3 separate regions of the Homo sapiens genome follow, and regions 1 and 2 are each linked to region 3. The links are chromatin loops, found by intact Hi-C in ENCODE. Cell type or tissue: OCI-LY7. All regions are shown on one strand.

Region 1 (2,500 bases), 110 kb after region 3:
ATGATAAGTTATATATCCTGTCTTCTCCAGCCCAGGACCCAGTGGACTGACACAAACTTGGGGTGGGGGGATGACATGGGAGGGGACAGAGAGAAGGAGAGTGAGAGTCAGAAACAGAAGGAGAGATGGGGTGCTGGGAGACAGAGTTGATGAAATGTGCTTTAATGCTTCACAATCAGAAACCACTGCTGAAAACTAGAATATCTGTAGGAGGAGAAATCCTCAAAAAAAGTGAACTTCTCAAGAAAATCCATGTCCAGCTCATCCCAAGCGCATGACTCCATGAGGGCTGATGAGTCATGACCCGCAGCCACAATGCACCATGCGTTCATCCCTCATGCAGCCATTAATCCATCCGCTCCTTCAATAGACACTACTTGGAAGTTACCCAGTCCCTGGTCCCATGGAAGAACTGGAGGGTGAGACTGGGCTCTGGGTACTTTCTAAAAGCCACTAACCCTGTGTCAACCCAGACCTCTGTCCTAAATGCCAGCCACTTACTAGACATCTCCTCTACATGGAAGTGTCCAGAAACTTTCGGCTCACCATGTTCAAAAAAATATCATCTCACCCAGCTCACTGCCCAAAGCTGCTCCCCCACCAACTTCCCAAAGGGCACCTGCTCAGAGAAAACTCTGAGCTGTTCTAGATTCTTTTCTCTCCTCCAGTGGCTGTCTCAGTCCCTCATCCCAGGTCCCTGGGCCAGCTCCTCCTTAACTTTGTTCCCATCTTTCATTTTTTCCATTGCCTCCACCTGGACTTACTCCAGCAGGGCTTTGCACCAGGCCTGAGTCTCTGTCCGGGCTTCCAGCACATCTTCCTGGCTGCAGCTGGGCCCTCCTCCATGCCACCATATAACAAAAAATATTCTCTCTCTCCCCTGCTTAGAACCCATCTGTAGGTGACCAGAAGTTTCAGGACAGATTTCAGACTCCTTTGCTTAACACAAGCCCCTCTGACTGTACATGCATAGAAACTACCTATCTCTCCAGCGCTTCCTTCCATATCGTCACATGAAACACTTGCTTCTGCCACACTGCATGTTTGTCAGCGGCAGGTTTTACCCATGATGCCTACATATACTAGGGTTCCCTCTGCATTCATGAGCTTCTCTTAGTCCTTCCGCACGTAGCCTGAGGCTCCCCTGCACCTCCTAGTGGCTATGCAGCCCTCTGCACCCCCAAGACACAAGGCAACACATGCTTAGCCTGCCATAGACCTCCCGGGACCCCCACCCCCACTGTGCAGCCACCACCTGGGACCTGCCTGTCTCCCCTGTAGACTGGGGGAGATTGTCCTACTTCTCTCTCCTTGACCCCCAGCACCTAGCCCATGGCCTCATGTTCAGTTATTTATTCATTCATTCAACACATATGCAAGTATCCACTTTGTCCCTGGCACTGTGCTAAGTGCTGTGCTACAGAAGTGAAAAGGAAGACCCTACCCGCCCGGAGCTTACATTTTAGAAAAAAACCCATGCAAAATAGACAAATCAATATATCGTATAGCATCAACTAGTGCAAAGAATTATAAAGAAAACTAAAGCCAAGCAAAGAGAAGAGAATGGTGGCTGGAGTCGAGAGGGGATTGTACCTTAAATAGGCCCTCCATGATGCAGTGGTGACACTGAAGCAGGGATTTGAAGGAAAAGAGGGTCGAGGCTTGCAGCTTTCTGGCAAAGAGCATTCCAATTACAGAAAACAGCAAGTGCAAAGGTCCCAAGGCAGGACCGTCCCTGAGGACGTGGGCTCTGTGCAGAAGAGCAGGGTACCTTGATGCCAGCAGGGAAGCCCAGAAACCTGGGACAAACCACGTGTGACCTCCCAAGTGACAGGGGCTGGAGGCCTCATTCTGAAAGTCAGGGGTATGCACTGAAGGGGTCTGAGTGGGGGTGGAACAGGATCTAATCCAGGCTATGCAGAGGCGAGCCCTACTCCCTTTGACGGCTGTAGCCTGTGGCCCTCACTCTTGTGACACCTGCCCACTGGTCCAGAGGAGGAGAGAGTGTAAGGAGGGGACCACGAGGTGCATTCTAGTCACCTAGAAAGCATGCCAGAGTGCAGAGAAGGCTGGGGATGACAGGCAAGGGAGTGGCACGGTCAAGACAGGAGAGAACACGATACCTCTCCCTGACTGTGTGGGCAGTGACCTTACCTTGGGGCTCTCTTCTTTAGCGGGATGGTGTCTAAACAGAGAAAGCCGGGCATTAGGAAGGGGGTCGTGTGACAAGAGGTGCAGAGCATTCCCTAGAGCTTTCACCTCCCTCTCCTTGGTCCTCTCACTCACGGTTGCCCTCGAGAGACCCGGGGCCTGGCTGCTATGTGATGAAGAGGCTGTTTCCTCCCCTTATTTGTGGGGATACACAAGGATAAGCAAACTCAAGGATAAGCAAACTCCCATGGCCTATTAAGCCCCTCGGGCGATGCACACGCCAGCATCTCGGAAGCCTCCTCCTCTCCCGGCCCAGACCAGCCCCTTCTGCTTATCTTCACGGATCATA
Region 2 (2,500 bases), 72 kb before region 3:
GATTACAGTTCAAGGGAAGATTAACATGAAATGACAGGATGACATGGACATATTCAAATAATCACACTGGCCTGCAGTTTAGAGTTAACAAATCTAAAATATGTGCAGATTTACAAGCCTAAACTGCTGGAGGTCTCTAATAAAAAGGCATGTTGTTCTTACATTGCTCAAAACTGCTTTGTTGGAAAGGGACCTGTATTGGGCATGGCACGTGGATATTTGCATGTGTGTCCTCTTGGCGTGTATATTACTATACCCCTCAAATGTCTTAAGGGGCAAGAAAGGAGATCTTTGAAGATATTAAGCATACTGCATTTGTGGGCAGATGTAATCCAATTTCTGCTTGGAATTCATTTATTTGCCATTTGCAGCAAGGCCCAACCCAGCTGAGTACAATTTATTTCAGGAATCGCCTCAAAGATTTGGACTCAATCTGGTACATAAAAAGTGCTTGGGAGAAGCTTGTTGTTTAGACTTGTACACAATGTACAAATGCCTGGTGTGCTTTGAGGTGGTTTCTCCCACCTGGACCCCTCATGCATTTCCTGGCACATGGCCTGTCTGCACACATGGGTGGTCACCTCAGGACAGCAGGGGCTGTATCATCTCTCCTGCCCTGAGTCCAAGGAAGTGGCCTCGCAGGGACGTACCCAGCTGGCGTCTCTCCATCTCACCCTTCACATTGAAGGAATTACTGTCTGTCCCCAAATGCAGTCATTAAAATGAGTGAAGTAACAATCATTGAGTTATATTTTTTGAAAAAAACATTCTCAGCATTTAATTACTGGTTGTGGCGTGAGAGGATTAAGATAAGTTGATAATGCCGACTTTATGTAATTTATTTTTACTAGGCAATTACTGGCTGCATTACACCCTGGCAGCAAGGTATTGTGGGGCATCTTATTAAGCATAAAGCCAGTAAACACTGATGAACAATTTTGCTGAACTAGGCATGCAATTTAGAAAGCAATAATACACAAATCCAATTTGGTACACAATGGATACCGAGGCACGTCAGCACATGTAACTATCACCGCCTGCAAATTAAATTGGGACGGCCCTTTTTGCAACAGCACAGGCCAAGATTAAATATATTTCCCCCTCAATTTAACAAGTTGCTGACCACAAATATAAATATGTGCGTATGTGTTTGCGGCCCCGTGTGCAGATGCACACTGTATGTGCGAAGCCGATCTGGCGTTCTAACTCTTCTCTCACATGCTCCACACAGGCCACAAGTGGGAGAAGAACCTGGCCTTGAGTCGAGAGCTGGACGTTAGCATTGCTTTGACAGGGAAGCCCAGCAAAACCAGCCCCGCAGTGACTGCTCTGGCCGTGTCCAGGTAAGCGCGGCCTTGTTTCTCTGGGTCTCCAGCAGAGGGCACTGCAGCCACCTTTAGGAAAGCCCCAGTGGCTCTGAGTCCAGGCCACCTGGCCGAGGAGGCCACTTCACTCCAGGACATGGCCCCACCAAGCACAGGAAGCAGCCCGTGTGGCCATATAGAGCCCCAGGAAACGTTTTTCAGGGTTTTGTTGTTGTTTGTTTTGCTTTTAACTCACACATGCCCTTGCTCTCTTGCTCTTGAATATCCAAACATTCATTAAGAAATCCAAGAGGTATAAGTATATTGTTTTGTAATTTTATCCTAAAGAGAGCCTTTTCCCCTGAGTTCCACTGCAGACTGTAACATTTGGTGTGATGATTATCCTTCATTAACAGAAAGTGCCTTCTGAGGGCTCTTAGCTGCTGTAGCATAGCCAAGCATCAGTCCCGACACTTCATACCCGTTATTTGACTCGCAGTAACCCATGGAGGTGGTTACTGTCATTAACATCCTTGTACACACTGCGAGGTGCAGCCTTAGGGGCCGCTGACCTTGCAGAGCCGGACTTCCTTCCTCCCTCACTGGCGTGGCGTGGGCTGTTCCGGGGTCCTTGGTGGAGGCACTACACAGTGTTTTAGATGCTGGGTGGGGCGGAGTGGAGTGGGGTGGGCATGATGGTAGGGCCAGAGCCGCACTTTTTGCAGAGAACTTGCCATTTGTTCTGCCCTGGTCCTGGCTATTTCTCTGGTGGGACAGGAGACTCACCTGGAGGCACTGGAGAGAGGCACGGCCTCGTCCTGTTCCCTGGGGCCTGAGCTTCCCCACAGTGCTGTGGGAGCCACCACCCTCACAGCTCAATGCTTTCCCCTCCCCCAGGTGGAAACCTTCTCCATTCCTCCCACTGCCTCCCCTGCCTCAAGGGAGACAAGACCAGGGGCAAGCTCCGCTGGGCCCCAGATAGAGCCCCAGAGTTGCAATATCCCATGTGCTGGCGGGGACAAGTGGTACTGTCCCTCTAACGTTCTTGTCTTTTCTTTCTCTTCCCAAGAAACCACACCAAACTCCTGGTTGGTGATGAGAGGGGGAGAATATTCTGCTGGTCTGCAGATGGGTAGGAAGAGAGAGGCAGCAGAGGCTCTGGCACAACAGTGCCAGGCTGAGGGTGGCAGAGGTGA
Region 3 (2,500 bases):
AATTTTTAGCAATTATGAAAAAAGCTGCTATAAACATCCATGTGCAGTTTTTTTGTGTGTAGATACAAATTTTCAACCCTTCCTTGTTCATATATAGTGTTTTTTAAATCATATTATATTATAATTTTGTATTCTTAATTTACTTAATCTAAATTTTTCATATTTATATTCTCATACTATTCCAGTGAGGAAATAAGCCGATGTTTACTTAGCCATTTCCCTAACATCTAAAGATCTCATTTCTTTCTCAGTTTAATATAGAAATGACACTGCTAAAAATGTATTTGTGCATAATGGTTTTTTATTCTTAGACTTTCATTTTGGGGTTGAATTTCTAAAGCTGGAATTACCAGGTCATGGAAAAGGACCATTTTCAAGGCTATTTAATACTTACTGTCAAAATGATTTTTGACAAGTTAGTACTACACCACAGCTATGCCACTCAACAAATGAGAATACCTACGTCACCCTCCTTAACACCACTTGTCAATTTTTTTAAAATGACTCATTTAATGAAGAAAAAGCTGATTCCTTTTTGATTTGCATTTCTCTGATTTCTAGTGATAATGGACACTTCCCATGTTTGTCTAAGGAGTTTTCTCATTTATGATGGAAGGATAGCTCCTTCTCTTGATTTAGGATTTTTTTTTTTTTTGGATCTTGATTTAGGATTTTCTTGATTTCTGCTCTTGATTTAGGATCTTGAGCTTTTCTTACAGGTTTGCAAGCAACTTTTACACCATTTGGACATATTTATTGAAAAATATTTTTCCCAATTCCCTTTGAATTCTGGCTTTTTGTTCCATGCAGTTTTTTAATTTGTTTTTGCTAAAATCTTTTGACATTTTCCTTTCTTCTTTTGCCTCAAAACTTGGGTAGTCTCCCCAACTGCACCTTGCACGGTGTAGAATCAAATAATATTTCCACTTCCTATTCTCTTTTTGGATTTTTTTTAACTGTTTAATATAAAATGGAAGTTTCTGGAACATCATTTTTGTGCACTTATAACATTATGTTCAGGGATTTCCTTAAGGTGGAGAACACCTGCTTTGTCATCATAATTTTCCTTCAAAACAGTAAAACTGCACTAAATTTAATTTTAATTCATATTTCGACAATTTGATCTCATTTAGACAATGAATCACCACATTGACATAGGATAGACACTCTCTCAGAATCTTGTTTCTCCCCTTGAGCCAGCAGGACTGGTCGGAATATTTGGCAAGGAAAGTCCACCTTATGATTAACTTACAAGAAAAGTTATTCGACATCTCAGGTTGGAACAGGGCTATATTTTGTCTCTGACACAACAGAGCAAGCCTTGTTGGAGTGAGTCAAACCAAGAAAGACAGAAAACAGGCCCGCCCGGAAACTCCCTCTAAATTAGAGAGCTGTTTGATTAGAGAGAAGTGCTATTTGTGGGAGCTCATTGTGGAGCAAGGCTATTTTTCTGCCTCCAACAAGGGCAGGCAGGATGTCGCACGTGCAGAGGCCTTGCTGTAAGATGTACCAGGTTCCGGCCTGGCCACCTGCCAGAAGGAGCTTCTGTCCCACAAAGGCTTGGCAGTTTTGCTCCATGACACACAGCGGCTGGATTGAGTGAACAGGTGCTGAACAGGGGTCAAAAGGCCACTAAAGCTGATTCTACTTTGACCAGAGAGGTGACCCTGGGCAAGTCACTTACTTCCCCGGGCTTCCACCCACCAATCTGTAAAAGGGGAGGTGTATGTTGGCTATCTCTCTTGCAAAGTTATGAGGGTCAGATGAGAGAGCATAGCCTAAATTAGATGGGGTGTGAAACAGCTAAATAGCAACTGACCCTAGTCTCCAGGGTACAGGTGCAGTGTAGACGTTTCATGGTACTACCCAGGGAGGATGATGTTGCCACTTGGGTATTTCATGGTGCCCTTGTTTCAGCCCAGTGAGTAGGGCTGCAAGTTTCAACTTAGACATTGATCAGAAAGTCTTCCTGCCCAGGATATTACAGCATGACATCCCCTTGACAGCTGCCCTCCCACTAATAGAGCAGTGCTGGAAAGCACCGCTGCAGGACAGACCAGGCAGGTCATGAGAGAGGCTGCATTCCTGAGCGATGGGCAGCCACTCCAGAACACCAGGCAAAGCAGCCAACCTAGATTTTGCAAGGTATTGAACAAATTCTGAGCAACCATATTTTTCAGAAACTAAAGTTAACAACAGTAACAGCTATGTTTGTGTCCATCCTATGCAAGGCACTGTGGAAAGAGCTTGGTATCCGTGACCTCTGGCCCTCCTTGTTGCAAAAATGGGGCCTCAGAGAGATCAGGTCCTTCTCAAAAGTCACCAGCTGAGAAGGGGACATGGGACTTGATCCATGTTGGCCTGCTTCCTCTGGCCCTGAAGCAAGGACCCAGGACCCAGCCCAGATAACAGATAACAAGAACACTGGAACAGGAACAAGGTCAATAGAGCCAGAGCCACAGTGGCTACTCCCAGTTTAAACCATCTCCCTGAAGAGAAG

Evidence for each region. Hi-C counts contacts between places; a loop is a spot of excess contacts. Peaks named below come from ENCODE experiments on the same cell type or tissue, not always from the same donor. Only the 100,000 strongest peaks of a DNase experiment are listed, where the experiment ranks them.
Region 1: it touches region 3 in a loop (7-fold over the local background); 2 of 110 quality-filtered maps call a loop at or near these places.
Region 2: it touches region 3 in a loop (4-fold over the local background); 3 of 110 quality-filtered maps call a loop at or near these places.

What each region holds. Positions count from the first base shown.
Region 1 is chr10:49,163,612-49,166,111 of GRCh38, forward strand. TMEM273 (transmembrane protein 273) reads right to left here. Exons shown (of 7, transcript NM_001288740.3): 4 at 2,155-2,185; 5 at 1,594-1,672. Among named protein-coding and RNA genes, the nearest start is that of TMEM273, 24 kb to the right of the region's middle. In OCI-LY7, CTCF peaks have their summits at 1,167 (motif pointing left) and 1,386; a DNase peak (open chromatin) is centred at 1,120.
Region 2 is chr10:48,980,136-48,982,635 of GRCh38, forward strand. It overlaps WDFY4 (WDFY family member 4), which reads left to right. Exons shown (of 62, transcript NM_001394531.1): 61 at 1,232-1,343; 62 at 2,374-2,500. The coding sequence ends at 2,440. The region is part of intron 1 of LOC105378298 (a long non-coding RNA gene); the gene reads right to left. Among named protein-coding and RNA genes, the nearest start is that of MIR4294, 4.2 kb to the right of the region's middle. In OCI-LY7, CTCF peaks have their summits at 1,369 (motif pointing right) and 1,582; a DNase peak (open chromatin) is centred at 1,396.
Region 3 is chr10:49,051,793-49,054,292 of GRCh38, forward strand. All of the region lies in intron 5 of VSTM4 (V-set and transmembrane domain containing 4), which reads right to left. Among named protein-coding and RNA genes, the nearest start is that of VSTM4, 62 kb to the right of the region's middle. RefSeq lists enhancers at 1,626-1,725, 1,736-1,845. In OCI-LY7, no CTCF peak of the experiment used is centred here; DNase peaks (open chromatin) are centred at 1,499 and 1,849; H3K4me3 peaks cover 2,115 bases; H3K27ac peaks cover 2,301 bases.